Linked DNA regions of Homo sapiens: region 2 is linked to region 1. A link is a loop called in an ENCODE intact Hi-C map of the cell type or tissue named here. Cell type or tissue: endothelial cell of umbilical vein. All regions are shown on one strand. Links, peaks and the distances in the headings refer to the core of each region. The heading gives the core; the rest is flanking DNA.

Region 1 (8,327 bases), core at 122-8,121:
TGTAATCCCAGCACTTCGGGGGATTGAGCCCAGGAGTTTGAGACCAGCCTGGCCAACATGGTGAAATCCTATCTCTACAAAAAATACAAAAATTAGCTGGGCACCTGTAGTGCCCACCTACTGTAGATGGTGCACACCTGTAGTCCCAGCTACTCGAGAGGCTGAGGTGGGAGCATCACCTGAGCTGGGGGACGTCAAGGCTACAGTGAGCTGTGATGGCACCACTGCACTCCAGCCTGGGCCACAGAGTGAGATCCTGCCTCAAAAGAAAAGAAAAGAAAGAGAAAGAGAAAAACGTGTGCATGTGGTTGTGGGAGAAGGGTCTTTCCTGGGCCCCCCACATCCCCACCTGCCTCCACCTGCCACATCTCAAGCCCTGCCTGGGAGGAGGATGAAGACCCGGACGTACAGGCAGGCCCCTTTCTCCGCAGAGGTTCTGAGCACCTTAGAATTACCAGGAGGTTGCCCTGGTGTCTGGCCTTTTTCTCCTTTTGCCTTTCTTAAAGGCCTATGAGATTTCCAGAATTTTCCATCTCATGGCTGGCAACTCCATGAGGAAAGCCCCAGTGGCTGCATGCAGGCTCTGAGAGGGGCCAGGTGAGCCCGAGCCTCCTGTGTTCTAGAGACAGCGGCCTTGGAACCCTGCTCTGTTCCGAGGGTGGGTTCCTCACCTCCTCTGGAGAGATCCTGCTCAGAATTGCTGAGAATTCCTGGACATTCTGGCTGCCTTAGCTATGAGTGTCCAACAAGTTCCATTTTTAGGAAATCTAATTTAGAGAAGCCCACGTGTGTGACGGGGCTACTATCCTCAGTCCATACTCAGACTCCGCTGACTCCAAGCAGCTCCTCTCAATATGCGTTTCTTGATGCATTTAAAACATTCAGTTCTGCAAACCCTTATCAGGTGCCAAGTGCTGGGTGCAGGGCTGGGTTTCCCAGAGACCACGGGATAAGGGAAAAATCCCCGACAACCGCGACAAGGCAGGGCGCCATGTCCGGGTGAGGGAGGGGCTGGTTCCCTGGGAGCTGGGGGGCCCAGGACATCTGTGCACTTCCCTGGAGCCACAATGTTCCCAAGTTCCCTCCTCTTACAGGGACCTCCCGGTGACACCTGTCATGCGGGCCAGGCTCCAGCCCAGCGGCCTGCACAGCTTATCTGGGCACCAGGCGCGGCCTGAACACGGCCTCCTCTGAGGTGAGTTATGCCCTTGGCTTTGCCGAGCGACAGCTGCCATCCGTGGGATGCCCCTCCCCAGCCCTGCCCTCCACCTGCTCCTCAGGGAACGGGCCTCTGGAAACTTCTTTCTTCACTGACAGGGAAGGGCCTGCCGGCCTTCTTTACCTGGCATCTGAGGGTTGGCTCAGGGCCAGTCCTGGGCTGTATGGACAGATAGGACGCTCTCTTTCCCTCAGATGCCTACAGCCAGGTGGGGAGGCAAACCCATGACAAACAGTGCGACAGCTTGTCCCTGAGAGCTCACGTGTACTAGGAGGGTGCACGGGGGCCCACAGGAGGGGCGAGGGGCGGGGAGGGGGACGGGGGCAGGATGGGCTGCACAGAGGAGGTGTGCTGACTCGCTCCTCCTGCCCGGTGGCACATTGGCCTGGTCAGGGCTACCCCCAATCCAGGGCCCCGCACCCCAGCCTAGGTTCCATTAGGTTCCAGCTACCTGCCGCTCAGGCCCTCGGAAGCTGTGTGGAGAAGCGGTCCCAGAGTCTCCCTCTGGAGGCAAGATGGCATCCAGAGGTTCGCCACTGTGAGGATTATGTGACGCCCCTGGCTGTAAGATTCCGTGAACTAACAGATCCTCCACTGAACCAAGCATGCAGGGAGAGGCGCAAACCAAGGGCAATTGGGAGAAACGCTTGGAGTTCACAAATCCTGTAATGTGTCGGTGGGGAGGGGGATGCATTTTAGAGTCAGGAGATGTTGGAATTTGCTTTGTGAATGACGCAGACCACACTCAGAGACTGCAGTGCAGTGATTCTCAAAGTGTGGCTCAGGGGCACCCCTGGGAATCCCTGAAACCCTTTCGGGAAGTCTGTAGGTCAAAACTATTTCCATAACAATACTAAAATATTATTTGCTTTTTTATTCTCATTGTCTCACACATGTGCAGTGGAGTTTGCCAGATCTGTGCACTACTGCAATCGATTAAATGCAGAAGTGGGTATGTAAATCCTCTATGAAGCCAGACATTCAAGAAACTTGCACAAATGTAAAATCATGCCACGCTTCTCTCTAAACATCTTTTCTGCTTTGCAAAATATTCGTTTTTTAATCAAAAATTATTATGTTAACATGTAACAGACATTATTATTTTTAAGCGAGTTAAAATATTTCTAGAGTTTTTCAGTTTTAGGTGTTCTTTTTGTCTTTTGTTTGTTTTTTTTGGAGGCGGTGTTTTGCTCTTGTCACCCAGGCTGGAATGCAATGGCTCAATCTCAGCTCACTGCAGCCTCCACCTCCCGGGTTCAAGTGATTCTCCTGCCTCAGCCTCCCGGGTAGCTGAGATTACAGGTGCCCGCCACCATGCCTGGGTAATTTTTGTATTATTAGTAGAGATAGGATTTCACCCTATCTGGTCAGGCTGGTCTCGAACCACTGACCTCAGATGATCCACCTGCCTCAGCCTCCCAAAGTGCTGGGATTATAGGCATGAGCCACTGCACCTGGCAGTTTTAGTTTTAAACACAGAAAATCTGTAGATATAGCCCTTATGTGTAAAACATGTTTGGGGTCCTCAATACTTTTGAAAACTGAAAGGGGTCCTGAGACCAAAACATTTGGGAATGCAATGTAGTGCTTCCTGTCCGAGCCAGCCCCACCGCGGCCTGAGAGCTGTGAAGCCACATGAGGATGCCCTCAACGACTCTGAACTCAGATCGGATCTGAGGGTTGGAGGCAGCCTCTGCCCCACCAGGGCCCAGTGGCTGTGGGCAAATCACTGAGTCTCTCTGAACCTCCGTCTTCTCCTCTGCCCAGGGAGAATGATAATAGGACCCACTTCAGAGCCACCGAGAGGATCAAAGATGAGGCAGAGTGTCGGGAGAGAGGGGAGCTATGCTTCTGAGCTGCATGCTCTGTGCAAATAATAACTCTTCATCCCCTCCATGGGATCTTCCGAGTCCCTGGGTATCAGGAGTGTGTCACCAAAAGAAGCCTAATGATGACGGAATCTCTGCGTAAGCGGCAGGCAGGGAGTGCTCTCTCCTCCTCTCCTCCCTCCCCACCTCCGCTGCTTCATTCTCCCCTCCAGGCTGCTTGCCAGCTGTGCCTTTACCCCAAGCCCTGGCATAAGCCAGGTGGGAAAGGCTTTCTGACTTTGAAAGGTGGGAGGCAGTGAGGACAGAGAGGAGGCCCGGGGTGTTCTTGGCTGGTCCCAGCCTTGTAACTGTTTCCAGCCAGGCAGAGCCAGGCCAGGGCTGTGAGTCCCAGCTGGGAGAAGGGTCTTCCCTCCTGTGGCTCCGGCTTTGGCTGGGTTCACCCTTGCCAGGCCACCCCTCTGGACTCACAGTGTCCTGAGTGCCCAGGTCTGGAAACGCAGGGACAGGGGCACCAGGGCAAGCCTGGAGACTCGGCGGAAGGAGTGCAGGGCTTGCCACCTGATGCCTGGCTCTGCAGCTGACCAGCCAGGTGACTTTGGGCGTGTCCTTTCTTTCCAGGCCTCAGTGTGCTAAGCTGTGACATGAGGGGGTTGGACTCTGCTCCAGGATCTGAAGCCTTTCCCCTGGGGCCTCACCCAGGCTGCTAAGGGCATCTCCATCAGGAAGGTGCCCAGGGACTGAGCCCATGAGAGCAGCCTGGCTTCGCCTGGCAGACAGGCGGAGGGTATCAGCCAGGGCTTCAGGGGCCCTGTGTGTGCCAACCCCCTTCCTCAGACCAGCACAGGAGACTTATATGGCCAGTCCTGCCCAAGACACCCCAATCTGGATCTTGCAAACCCAACATTTCAGGCTGGGTGGGTGTCTGCGTGTGTGCAAACGTGCACACATGGGCCCTACCTCCATTTACACTGGAAGGACTCCTCCTTAACCTCAGGAAATGGGCAGAGCGAAAGGCCTCCAGCCAGTTTCTCAGCTCCTGCCCCAGGGGGCAGGCTTGCTCCAGAGACCCCGTGGGCGAGGGCAGAAGGGAGGTGCTTCCTGGGCTTAGAGGTTGGGAAGTTCCCGCAGAGCCCTCAGTGCCAGCCCTGCGCCGTGGAGGACCATGTCCTGCAGCCAGTGGGCCCAAAGCGATCTGATCATGCTCCCTGCCAGGAAGGAGGTTTCTTGCACCCCAGCAGGTACACAGTGTTCGTTTACAGATCACACACAAGTGTTGTGCAAATTATGAAACATTCCACAACTAAAATTTCATAAAGATGAGGTCATTGTTCTCAGAGGCTGGCTGTTCACAGGTTCACTATGCCAAGCTGCGAAGGCACACACTCCCCGTGCGTCTGGAAGTCCAGGTGAGGCAGGAGAGAGTCCCAGGGTAACCTGCCTTCATCTTCCCACAAATCGGAGTCCAGCACTTGCAGCAAAGCTGGCATGAGGCTGTGATGACCCTGATGTCAAAGGTCCTTTTCAGGCCAGGTGCAGTGGCTCATGCCTGTAATCTCAGTACTTTGGGAGGCCGAAGCAGGAGGATTGCTTGAGCTCAGGAGTTCAAGACCAGCCTGGGCAACATGGCGAAACCCTGTCTCCACCAAAAATATAAAAAACTAGCCAGGCATGGTGGTGCAGACCTGTGGTCCCAGATACCAGGGAGGCTGAGGTGGGAGGATCGCTTGGGCCTGGGAAGTGGAGGTTGCAGTGAGTCAAGATCACACCACTGCACTACAGCCCGGGTGACAGTAAGACCCTATCTCCAAAAAAAAAAAATGGTCCTTTTCAGTGGTTCAGGGGACATTGTCAAACGGGCCAGAGCTGTGCTGGGCTGATGGGCTCCAGGAAGGCAGCCCCCCACAACACACACAGACAACGCACACACAAGCACACACGTGTGAGCACACATGTACACATGTGCACACACATGCACACACGGACACATGCACACATGCGTGAGCACACACATGTGCACACATGCCCACACACGTACACACGTACACGCGTGCACATACACACACATGCGCACCCAGACCCATGCACACATGCACACATGCACACAGACACACACATGTACACACATGTGCACGCACTCACATGCACACAGATACCCACACTCACATGCACACACGCAAACACACACACGCACCTCTCCCCTCAGTTGTGCGCTCAGACAGTGGAGGGGCTCGCCAGGCCTTGCTTTTCGCTTTTTCCTTCAGACTCTGGGCGATTAATATTTTCCAAAAGGCCTAGTGGCCTCCCCATCCCTTTATCACTCCTGCACTTGCGGCTGGTTTAAAAACAATTCCCAACTTCCTTTTACTCTTTCCAGCTGATCTAACTTTCCATGCTCAAGGCCAAATGACACACAAGCCCTCCCTTTTGAGTCACCAGTGACAAGTGTCCCGTGGCTTGGTGCATGGCGTTGGCTCTCTTTGCAGAGGTGGGACCTGAGGGAGGCTCTGGGAGGGAGAAGGTGGGCCGCGTGGAGGGGACCCAAGGTCTGCTTCTGGAACAAGGAGGGCTCCCCTGCCTGCCCCACCCTCCATATGCTGAATGGTGGTGGTCCCTCCTGCCCCACTGCAGCTCCCACAGAGCTCGTCTCCCCACCCTACCCCTGCCTGGTCAGAAAAACTCCATTTATCCTACAGGGTTCTGCGTGGTTGCTCCCGGAAGCCCACTAGGATCTCCCGGGTAAGTGGATGCCTGTTCCTCCCTGCTACAGGTGGAATTGTGCCCCCGTCTTGAAGCCCCCAGTACCTCAAAATGTGACTATACTTGGAGATAGAACCTTTTAAAAGGTCATGGAAGTAAAATGAGGTCATTTGGATGGGCCCCAGTCCAACAGGACTCATGTCCTTTAAGAAGAGATTAGGGCACAGATACACACAGCAGAAAGACCACGTGAGGACACAGCCACAGTACAGCCACCTCCTAGCCAAAGGACGACCTCAGAATACACCAGCCCTGCCGACACCTCAATCCTGGACTTTCAGCCTCCACGACTATGAGAAGGTAAATGTCCGTGGTTTCAGTCACCAGTCTGTGGGACTTTGTTACGCACCCAAGGGGACTGAGACTCTCCCCTGCGCTCCCGTGCCTCCGGGCCTCCTCCAGCCCAGTGAGCGCCAGGCTGAAAGGTTCTTTCCCTTGTTTCCCTCCCTGCACTGGGACTGGCCTGGAGAAGAATTTGTCTGAACGCCTTTGGTGCCTGGCTCTGCAGGTGTTCAGGAAACACTTGCTGAAGTGAATTAAATTCTTTTTTTTTTTTTTGAGATGGAATCTCACTCTGTTGCCCAGGCTGGAGTGCAGTGGCACGATCTCGGCTTACTGCAACCTCCACCTCCCGGGATCAAGCCATTCTTCTGCCTCAGCCTCCTGAGTAGCTGAGACTACAGGAGCACGCCACCACGCCCGGCTAATTTTTGTGTTTTTAGTACAGATGAGGTTTCACCATGTTGGGCAGGCTGGTCTCCAACTCCTGACCTCAGGTGATCCACCCACCTCGGCCTCCCTAAGTGCTGTGATTATAGGCATGAGCCACTGCACCTGGTGTGAATTAAATTCTTCTTGGCCTAAACACACGTACTTTATACAGCTCTGAGGCTCACAGAAGAAATACACAGTTGGTGCCGGTGCAGTGACTCTGGGGCCACCAAAGGGTACATCAGGCCCCATCAGATCTAGCCAGCGACCTGCAGCCCCCGACAAGCCTTCCTGAGCTTCCACCCCGGCTGCAGCCTTCTCCCCATGTGCCCACGTACTTGGGCTGCTACTGCTGCCTGGGTCTGTCCGCTTGTCAGTCAGTGAAGTTTCCCCAATCTGTTTATATTAGTTATGCTTATCATAATGGCATTGTGTAATTGAGTATACACAAAATGATAAAATATGAATATGAAAGTGATTTCTATGCACACTCATTAAATGCCTTGAAAAGACTCATTAAAGGTGAATTGCTTTACAAAATTGCTGTTGAGTTAAGCTTGGTGTGACCGCCAGTCTCCAAGATGGCCCCATGCTTCTTATCTCTTGGAGTTCACACCGTGTGTGGCTCTCTCCCATGTCGAATCAAGACCGACTGGGAGACATAGAATACCATGGGAGTGACACTCTGTGTGCTCCAAGGCTGGGTCACAGAAGGCGTTGCAGCCTTTGCTTGGTTCTCTGGGGTCTCTGGCTCTGGACGAAGCTGTCACACCATGAAGATGGCTCTTTGGAGGGGCCACATGGAGAGGAGCTGAAGCCTCCTACCCGCAGCTAGCACCAGCCTCGGGAATGAGGCAGTTTGGAAGCGGCACCTTCAGCACCAGGCAATGCTCCTGAGGGCAGCTCCTGCTGACGTCGGCTGCAACCTCAGGGGAACCTTATAGTCCAGTTGCTCCCACATCCCTGCCCACAGACAACATGAGAGAGTGTGAATGAGGGTCGGTGCTGTAAGTGCTGGGGCGGCGTCGTTGGCTGGGCAGCAATAGCCAACCAGCACATCACAGGAAACAGGGGCCTAAGTGGAGTCTGCACCTTGTTGTTTACAAATGTTTTTAAACTCGCATTATATTATTTTTTTTTTTGAGACAGGGTTTCACTGTCGCACAGACTGGAGTGAGTGGCACGATCTTGGCTCACTGCAACCTCTGCCACCTGGGCTCAAGCCATCCTCCCACCTCAGCCTCCCGAGTACCTAGGACTACAGGTGCATAGCACCGCACCTGGCTAATTTTTCTGTATTGTTAGCAGAGACGGTGTTTCGTCATGTTGCGCAGCCTGGTCTTGAACTCCTGTGCTCAAGTGATCCACCCATCTTGGCCTCCCACAGTGCTGGGATGACAGATGTGAGCAACCGTGCTGGCCTCTCATTAGTTAAGAAGCAGAGGCTCCGAGTCAGGGGTCCCCCGGGCACCACAATGCCAGAGTCGGTGTGTACTCTAACCACGTGGCCCAGGCCCAGGGAAGGCGTCGCACAGACATCCGGATATGATGGATGAAAGTACTTTTGTATGTTTTAGGTTAAAAATAAAAATATAAGGATATATGTGAACATTAAAAAAAATTTAGGCCGGGTGCAGTGGCTCACGCCTGTAATCTCAGCACTTTGGGAGGCCGAGGTGGGCAGATAATGAGGTCAGGAGATTGAGACCATCCTGGCTAACACGGTGAAACCCCGTCTCTACTAAAAATTAGCTAGGCTTGGTGGTGGGTGCCTGTAGTCCCAGCTACTCGGGAGGCTGAGGCAGAATGGT
Region 2 (8,327 bases), core at 174-8,173, 77 kb after region 1:
CACATTCAAATTACTTATCTCCTCTTCCCCTGCCACTCTGCTGAGAAGGCTGATCTCAATCCTCGGAGTAATGACTCTCTTCTAGGAGCAAGATGATGCTAATTCTCACTAGCATGTGAAGGACTGATAGCACCATATCTCCCTCCAGGACTCCCGGGTGGGAGGTGGGTGTTTGCATAGGCAGGCAGGTGAGCCAGCCTAGTTTGTCCACAGACTTCCATGCAAGTGATTCCTGCTGTTCCCTGGGTCTTCCTTTCTTTTGCTTCTGAACTTGGAGGTTTCTTGAAGTCTGGAGGATTTTTAGGGTGGGCATGGCTTTAGGTGGGACCTCCACTATATGGGTTTGCAAGCTGCCACTGCTTTGACTGCAGACACTGGATTGACCGTGGCCAATGCCAAGTCCAAGAGATCAGGCTGAAACCAGGCTAAATTTTAAGAGCAGAAACAAAACTCATCCTTGCGAAGGGACTTTTAGATCAGTGGCAGATGGCATAGAAAGTCTTTCTGCTGTTCTCTTGTGCTGGGCGTGGCTCAGGGCTGAGGGGAGAGAGGAGAGATGAGGGCAGAAAGAGAAGAGGGGGCAGGCCTCAGGGATGAACACATGGCCCATGGCTGTGCGCTTCCCAAGCAAGCAGTTCTGGAGTGAGGCTTGGGCCTCCATGCCTCCTGGGAGGCTGCACCTCTTGGGATATAGAGAACGCTGGCTTCAGACCCGGCAGGAGTACCGGCGGCTGTGTGGTGCATCCTGCACAGAGCTGTTGCTTTCTAACTGGGTTACTGAGCTGTCGAAGGAGCAGGGATGAAGACTCCCTTATTAAAAACTAAACAAAACACAACACGAAAAAGCCAGAACAAAACAAGCAGACGGTTGAGGACTGCAGTGAACTCATTAACCCTACAGCTTTGATCTCGAAGTCTCGGCCGCTCCTGGCTCAGAGGACCCTGGGGACGTGGTCTTTGATGCTTGCTTTCCCCATAGGCATCACTTCGACCAGCGTCTGTGTGGGGTGTGCAGCAGCCCTGAGCCAAGGATTAATTACGTAACAAGCCCAGATCCCATCCCTGCCTGAGCAGGCCATGTGCCAGCAAGGGGGGCCCCGAAGTGCCGCTAGGTGCCTCACGATTAGCATAAGGCCCGTTTATCCAGGAAGCCAGAACCAGTGCACATCTGTTAAGCGCATGCACCAAGCGGCGATTCCATAGTTGTATAGTGATTGTCTTTATGGAACTCCAGAATAGCTTCTTAGATATCACTCTTCAGGCCCTGAAATGGAGCCCTGTGCAAAGAAATGAAGAAAAGCTATCGGGGCATCTGCAGCCACTATTATACCATCTGGCAGCTCAGAAATATTTTATAATCAAATGAGTAAGACGGGCGTCCCACACTCCACAGTACTCTGCTCCCCCTTCCCTTCCTCCCAGGACTTGCTCTGTCTCTGTCTCTTTCTCTGTGTCTGTCTGTCTGTCTCTATGTGTCTGTTTCTCTCTCCCTCTTTCTGTGTGTGTCTCTCTCTGTGCCTGACTTTCTGTCTCTTTCTGCTTCTCTCTCTGTGTCTGTCTCTGTCTCTCTCTTTCTGTGTGTGTCTCTCTCTGTGCCTTTCAGTCTCTTTCTGCCTCTCTCTATGTGTCCGTTTCTCTTTCTCTCTGTGTGTCTCTCTCTCTGTGCCTTTCAGTCTCTTTCTGCCTCTCTCTATGTGTCCATCTCTCTCTCTTTTTCTGTGTGTCTCTCTCTCTGTGCCTTTCAGTCTCTTTCTGCCTCTCTCTATGTGTCTGTTTCTCTCTCTCTCTCTTTCTGTCTCTCTCTGTGCCTGTCTTGCAGTCTCTTTCTGCCTCTCTCTGTGTGTCTGTCTCTGTCTCTGTATGTGTCTGTCTCTGTTTCTGTCTGTCTTGCTCTCTCTGTTTCAATCTCTCTATCTCTGTGCCTGCCTGTCTGTCTGTCTCTTTCTTTCTGTCTCTCTGTGTGTGTCTCTCTCTCCGTCTTTGGGACAGACTAGAGGAACCTTTTTCCCAGGAGTGATAATACTGTACTCTGCGTTTTTGCCACTTGCTAGCTGGGTGACCTTGGGCGGCTTTCAAGTTCCCTTATCCTGGGTTTCTTCATTTGTAAAATGGAAGCACTACTTCACAGTGCTGTTGTGTGGGTCAAGATGAGATGAATGTGACCTACTGTGGTACTATTTATTATTTGTCCTAGAAAAACTTTTTTTTTTTTTTGAGACAGGGTCTTGCTGTCACCCAGGCTGGAGTGGTGGCACAATCTTGGCCTACTGCAACCTTGACTTCCCAGGCCCAAGCGATTCTCCCACCTCAGCCTCCCAAGAAGCTGGGACTACAGGTGTGAGCCACCACACCCAGCTAATTTTTGTATTTTTTGTAGAGACAGGGTCTTGCTATGCTGCCTGGGCTGGTCTCGAACTCTTGGGCTTAAGCGATCCTCTCACTTCAGCCTCCCAAAGTGCTAGGATTATAGGCATAAGCCACTGCACCCATCCAGAAAAACTTTTAAAAATTTTGTGTTTTAACTTTTTCTGAATATAAAAGTGATACATGCATGTTCACTGTAAAATAGAAAATATAAAGAAACTAGAAAACTATTTATGACGCCCCTCCCCCACCACAAAAGGGGCAAGGACTGCGAACTTTTGCCGTATTTTGGAAGATTTCCTAAGTCACACAAGCACACAGATGGTCTGTTGATCCAAACCAGGAAGAACAATTGTGGGAATAAGTGGAAGTGTGAGTGTGTGGGTGTGTCTGAGTGTGTGCCCTGGGGGTGTGTGTGTCTGTGTATGTGTGAGAGAGCCAGGCTGTGTGTGTGTGTGTATGCATGCAAACACTTATGTGCAATGCCTTGGGGTCCTCAGACCCCCCTTGGTCCATCAGGGGCTGGTGGCCTCCCAGTAGGACACTAGCACAGCTGCACTCATGTCCTTCTTTGAGGGGGGGTGACGGGGAGAAAGTTGGGGAGCAGCAGTGACTGCTGATGTTGTGGGGGCCATGGGGAGCCTCCTGGTATTCTGTCTCGAGGCTCTGGGGATATGGTGGGAGAAGCCCTCATGCCAGAATTGGGAGGGGATGGAATGGGACTGACCCCATCACAGCCCACGTGCCTCATTCAGGGCTTGGCTGTGGAGTCTTGGGGGAGGTGCTCCCTCATCCTCAAATGTTAACTTTGTCTGCCTGGCCCCAGTCCCCTCTGTGGCTTTTTTCCTCTTTCAATTGGGAGGCAGTTCTGTCTTAAAGAGATGTTTAACCCTCTAGGTCTCCGTGCAGGCATTTTTGTTGTGAGCCAGTCAGGCTATAAATGGTCCATTAAAAGCACTGTCCAGTTGACATAACCGGTCTACCAGGCTGAGACCCACAGACCCGGGACTGGCATTTATTTATGGATATGATGTGCAAGGAGAGTGTTTTCCAGTAGCAGGCGTTGGCATCATCAAACAGAATGAAGTGTACTGTGTTTTCACCATGATAGTACAAAAACGAGACTGTGAGAGCTTCTCACTTCTCTCCCCTTCCTCCCCTTCCTTCTCCATGTCTTTGTGCTCCTCCACTGCTCCCTCCCCAGCACAGACAGGCCCTGGCTCCCTCCCCCCACCCTCTTCCTTCTCTCTCCTTCTAACTGGGGTCAGGACCACCCTGGAGGATGTTAGATTTTAAACATTTGTTCCTCTTGTCATCCCCACCACCCCACCCACCCACCCAGATTAGTTTCTAAGGGATTTATATTTGTTTGCAGAGTGGTGCGAACTGTTTTCATCCTCAGAGGAGCAGAGTGCTCATAGATGAGTTTGACATTACTGGGATTCACTTTCAGAAGTCTCTAGAGAGCCCCGCACCGCCCCCGCCCCCCGCAGGTGCTGGAGTTCAGCCTGACACACAGGCCGGCCTCAGTGAGAGGGAGTGTCTGCCTCCCTGGCATCCGTGACCCATACGGTGGGCGCCTGTTCTTTAGAACAACTTGCTCCTTCCGTCGTTGGCTTGGTCACCCAGCCCCCGGCCCACCCTTTTCTGAGCCTGTCATCCACACCAGGCAGAGCCCTGTCTCAGAGTCTCATGGGGAGCAGGGCCTTCAGGGAAGGCCCATGTGCTGGGACTGACTTGGCTCACAGGAATTTCCTGATGGTATAAAATGTGCCCCCCAGCGCCTGATAATGGTCACTTCGCCTAAGTTCCAGCCCCAGATGTGGACCACGGTGGGGCAAAGGTGGGCGTGGGGAGGAGGAAAGAGGTTTAAAATGGCCACACCCACTACTTCTCCTTTGGAAGTGCCTCCTGCCACCCTGGGGTCCCAGGAGCTGATCTGTGGGTGTCTGTCCTCAGCACCCACCCTGCTTTTCCTTCAGGCCCCGCTCTGGCTGTCTGGGCCTTTCTGGTGCTGTTCCTCACAGGTTTAAACACTCCAGCAGCAGCCTTTCCCATGGCACTGTGTCTGCGGGGCGGGGTTGGGCATTTTCTGAGGCTTCCTGTGTTTCACGGGGATCCAGTATGAAGCCTGGCACGGAGTATGGGCCAAATCGGTTTAATGTTTAGCTCCCCAAACCCTTCACTTCTGTGTCCTCATTAATTCAGACAAGGTTGGGTTTAGCAAACTGTGTCTCAAACATAAGAAAATGCAGCGTGGGAATGGGGGAGGGGAGGAGTGCTGTAGAAGGACCATTTCAGAAGCCCTGGTTTACAGGAGAAAGATTGGTATCTTCATAAGTCACTCTTAAGCTTGCATTTGTTCATGCTTTAACACAGTGATTAGATACCTACTGTAAGCCTAGCATGGTGGGGATATAAAAGCAAGATCAAGTTCAAGGGGGCAGGGATTTAGGGTCAGTGAGACGGACCTCTTAATCACTTATTTTGTACACATCAGAGCAGTGACATTGTGTTTCTTTAAAAATACTAGGGGCCAGCCCGGGCACAGTGGCTCATGCCTGTAATCCCAGCACTTTGGGAGGCCAAGGTGGGCAGTTCACCTAAGATCAGGAGTTCAAGACCAGCCTGCCAACATGGTGAAACCTCATCTCTACTAAAAATACAAAAATTAGCTGGGCATGGTGGTACACACCTGTAATCCCAGCTACTCGGGAGGCTGAGGCAGGAGAATCACTTGAACTCAAGAGGCGGAGGTTGCAGTGAGCCGAGATCGCTCCACTGCACTCCAGCCTGCACGACAGAGCAAGACTCCATCTCAAAAAACAAAAAACAACAACAGAAAAAACTCTGGGCCAGCTGTGGTGGTTCACACCTGTAATCCCAGTGCTTTGGGAGACCAAGGTGGGGGGATCGCTTGAGCCCAGGAGTATTTGCCCAGCCTGGGTAGCATAGCAAGATCCTGTCTCTACAAAAAAAAAAAAATATATATATATATAAATTAGCCAGGCAGGGTGATGTGCATCTACAGTCCCAGCTACTTGGGAGGCTGAGGTGGGAAGATCACTTGAGCCCAGGAGTCTGAGGCTGCAATGGGCTCTGATCCCACCACTGCACTCCAGCCTGAGCGACAGAGTGAGACTCTGTCTCAAGAAACAAAACAAAACTCTGGATTCTGGCCTTCTCCTGGGAAATCCAGATTTGTCTGGTATGATGTTCGTTGAACCCATTTAGTCCAGCAGCCTGGCTTTCCAAAAGTATGTCTGCCTCTCACGGTGCCCAGTAGCTTTAACCAAAGAGCTCAGGAAAGGGCCTGTCTGAATTCAATCACATTCAGCATCTATTTCAGCGTTTTACTAGCTTTCAATTAAAGTAGCCACGCATTTGAGCCTGATGGTCTTATTGTTTTATGTTGTTCCTTTTGCACATTTCCTGCTTGTTTATCTTTGTGGCACAGGGGCATGTTCTTGGCTGCAGTTAACAATGCTGGCCACGGCAGTGCAGCGTTTCCAAATTTCTTCCCTTTATTAACAGGCGGTAATGGAATCTGAATCTTCAAAAATAAATTTTACATACTTGTTCTCTACCATAAAAGTCATCCATACTTATTAGAACGTCTCAAACATACTAAGAGGTAAGAAGGAGACAAAAAATAATATTTTGTCACCCCTGCCCAGGTAGCCACTCTTCTATTTGAGTGCTTGTAAGAAGCCTGCTTTTCCAGTATTATCTGACCTGGCAGGGAGTTGGGTAATTGAAAAAGATTATTAAAGAGGGGATCATAAAAATGATATAGACGCCGGGCACGGTGGCTCACACCTGTAATCGCAGCACTTTGGGAGGCTGAGGCGGGTGGATCATGAGGTCAGGAGAGACCATCCTGGCTAACACGGTGAAACCCTGTCTCTACTAAATATACAAAAAATTAGCTGGGCGTGGTGGCGGGCACCTGTAGTCCCAGCTACTCAGGAGGCTGAGGCAGGAGAATGGCGTGAACCTGGGAGGCGGAGCTTGCAGTGATCCGAGATCATGCCACTGCACTCCAGCCTGGGTGACAGAGCAAGACTCTGTCTCAAAAAAAAAAAAAAAAAAAAAAAAAAAAAAAAAAAAAGATATAGACATATTGAGCATTTCGTTTTGACATAAAACGTTTCATTTTCATATAAAAATGCATTTATTCCCCATCTCTTGATACAGGGCCAAGACCTCTCTTGGATTATGGGTCCACTGGCTTCTGTCCTGATATGTCTTTTTTGCACTATCCACACTGTTAATGCATTTTCTGAGATTCTCAGTTTCTGTTTCTGTCAAGTAATGTAGGAACTAGCACCAAATCCTTGCCGATTTCATATACCACTGATATTATACAGTTATTTTGTTCATGCCTAATTGAACAGCCATCTTCCCCCAAACATTCAACTCTGTTTCATAAAACCAACTCCTTTTAATTCCTCTTCTGAGGGTTTGCATAAAATTTAATTAACTTTGGTAATTACATAAGTACTACTGGTATAAGCAGGTTTGGAAACAAACGTAACTGAGTCTTGGTGGGCTCAGAGTGCACCTGCCCGAAGGTTCCCACATGCTCTATGCACCCAGAAGGGGACAGAGCATGCCCCATAGTCCAGGGGCAATTAGGGGAAGCAGCTAATGAAGTCTGCTTTCTTCTGGCCTTTTAAAAATCTATGTCCTTTTTTTTTTTTTTTTTTGAGGCAGGGTCTTGCTCTGTTGCCCAGGCTGGAGTGCAGTGGCATGATCATGGCTTACTGCTTCTTGGGCTCAAGCAATCCCCCCACCTCAGCCTCCTGAGTAGGTGGGACTATTAGGTGCATGCCACCATGCCTGGCTAATTTTTGTATTTTTTGTAGAGACAGGATCTCACCATATTGCCTTGGCTGGTCTCGAACTCCTGGGCTCAAGCGATCCATCTGCCTCAGCCTCCCAAGTGCTAGTAAGCCACCACACCCAGCCAAAATTTAAAACACCTGTGCCTCAAAGAATACCGTCAAGAAAGTGAAGAGACAGCTCACAGAATAGGAGAAAATATTTGCGAATTGTATAGATTCTAGACTTGCATCTAGAATATATAAAGAACTCTTACAACTCAATAATACAAGACAACCCAGTTAAAAAATGGGCAAGGGACTTGAATAGACGTTTCTCCAAAGATATACAAGTGGCCAAGAAGCACATGACAAGATGCTCAACATCATTAGTCACGAGGGAAATGCACATGAAAACAACAGCGATATATCCAGTAAGACTGCTAGAATCAAAAAGTCCTATAAACTCCAGCGGAGATGAGGAAATGGAGAAGGTGGAACCCTCATACGCTGTTGGTAGGATGAAAATGGTGCAGCCTCTTCAGAAAACAGCCTGGCAGTTCCTCAAAAGCTTAAATCTAGAGTTACCATATGACCTAGCAGTTGTACTCCTAGGCATATAAGAATGAAAGAGAAATGAAAACTTACACATAAATGTTTACAGCAGCATTATTCACAGCAGCCAGAAAGTGAAAATGACCAAAATGTCCATCAACTGATGAATGGATAAACAAAATGTAGTCTATCCATACAATGGAATATCACTGAGCAGTAAAAGGAATGAAGTTGAGATTCATGCTACAACATGGACCAACCTTGAAAAGATATGCTAAGTGAATGAAGCCAGTCACAAAAGACCACATATAATACGATTCCATCTATGTGAAATGTCCAGAATAGGCAAATCTGTAGAGACAGAAAGCAGATTAGTTGTTGCCTGGGGCTGGGACTGGGAGGCTGAGGGGAAATGGGGAGTGGCAGTGAATGGGTACATGGTTTCTTTTGGGGAAGATAAAAATGTTCTGGTCAGGTGCCATGGCTCATGCCAATAATCATTGCACTTTGGGAGGCTGAGTCAGGAGGACTGCTTGAGCTCAGGAGTTCCAGATCAGCCTGGGCAACATGGCGAGACCTCTGTCT

The links. Hi-C counts contacts between places; a loop is a spot of excess contacts. Peaks named below come from ENCODE experiments on the same cell type or tissue, not always from the same donor. Only the 100,000 strongest peaks of a DNase experiment are listed, where the experiment ranks them.
Region 2: a loop joins it to region 1, with 7 times the contacts of the local background. A loop is called at or near these places in 9 of 110 quality-filtered maps.

What each region holds. Positions count from the first base shown.
Region 1 is chr2:10,266,614-10,274,940 of GRCh38, forward strand. LOC124907731 (a long non-coding RNA gene) reads left to right here and starts at 5,788. Exons shown (of 2, transcript XR_007086209.1): 1 at 5,788-6,105; 2 at 6,689-7,056. RefSeq lists an enhancer at 5,062-5,562. In endothelial cell of umbilical vein, for the core only: a CTCF peak has its summit at 4,109; a DNase peak (open chromatin) is centred at 4,108.
Region 2 is chr2:10,343,265-10,351,591 of GRCh38, forward strand. All of the region lies in intron 1 of HPCAL1 (hippocalcin like 1), which reads left to right. Among named protein-coding and RNA genes, the nearest start is that of HPCAL1, 45 kb to the left of the region's middle. RefSeq lists an enhancer at 881-1,381. In endothelial cell of umbilical vein, for the core only: no CTCF peak of the experiment used is centred there; a DNase peak (open chromatin) is centred at 5,747; H3K27ac peaks cover 1,265 bases.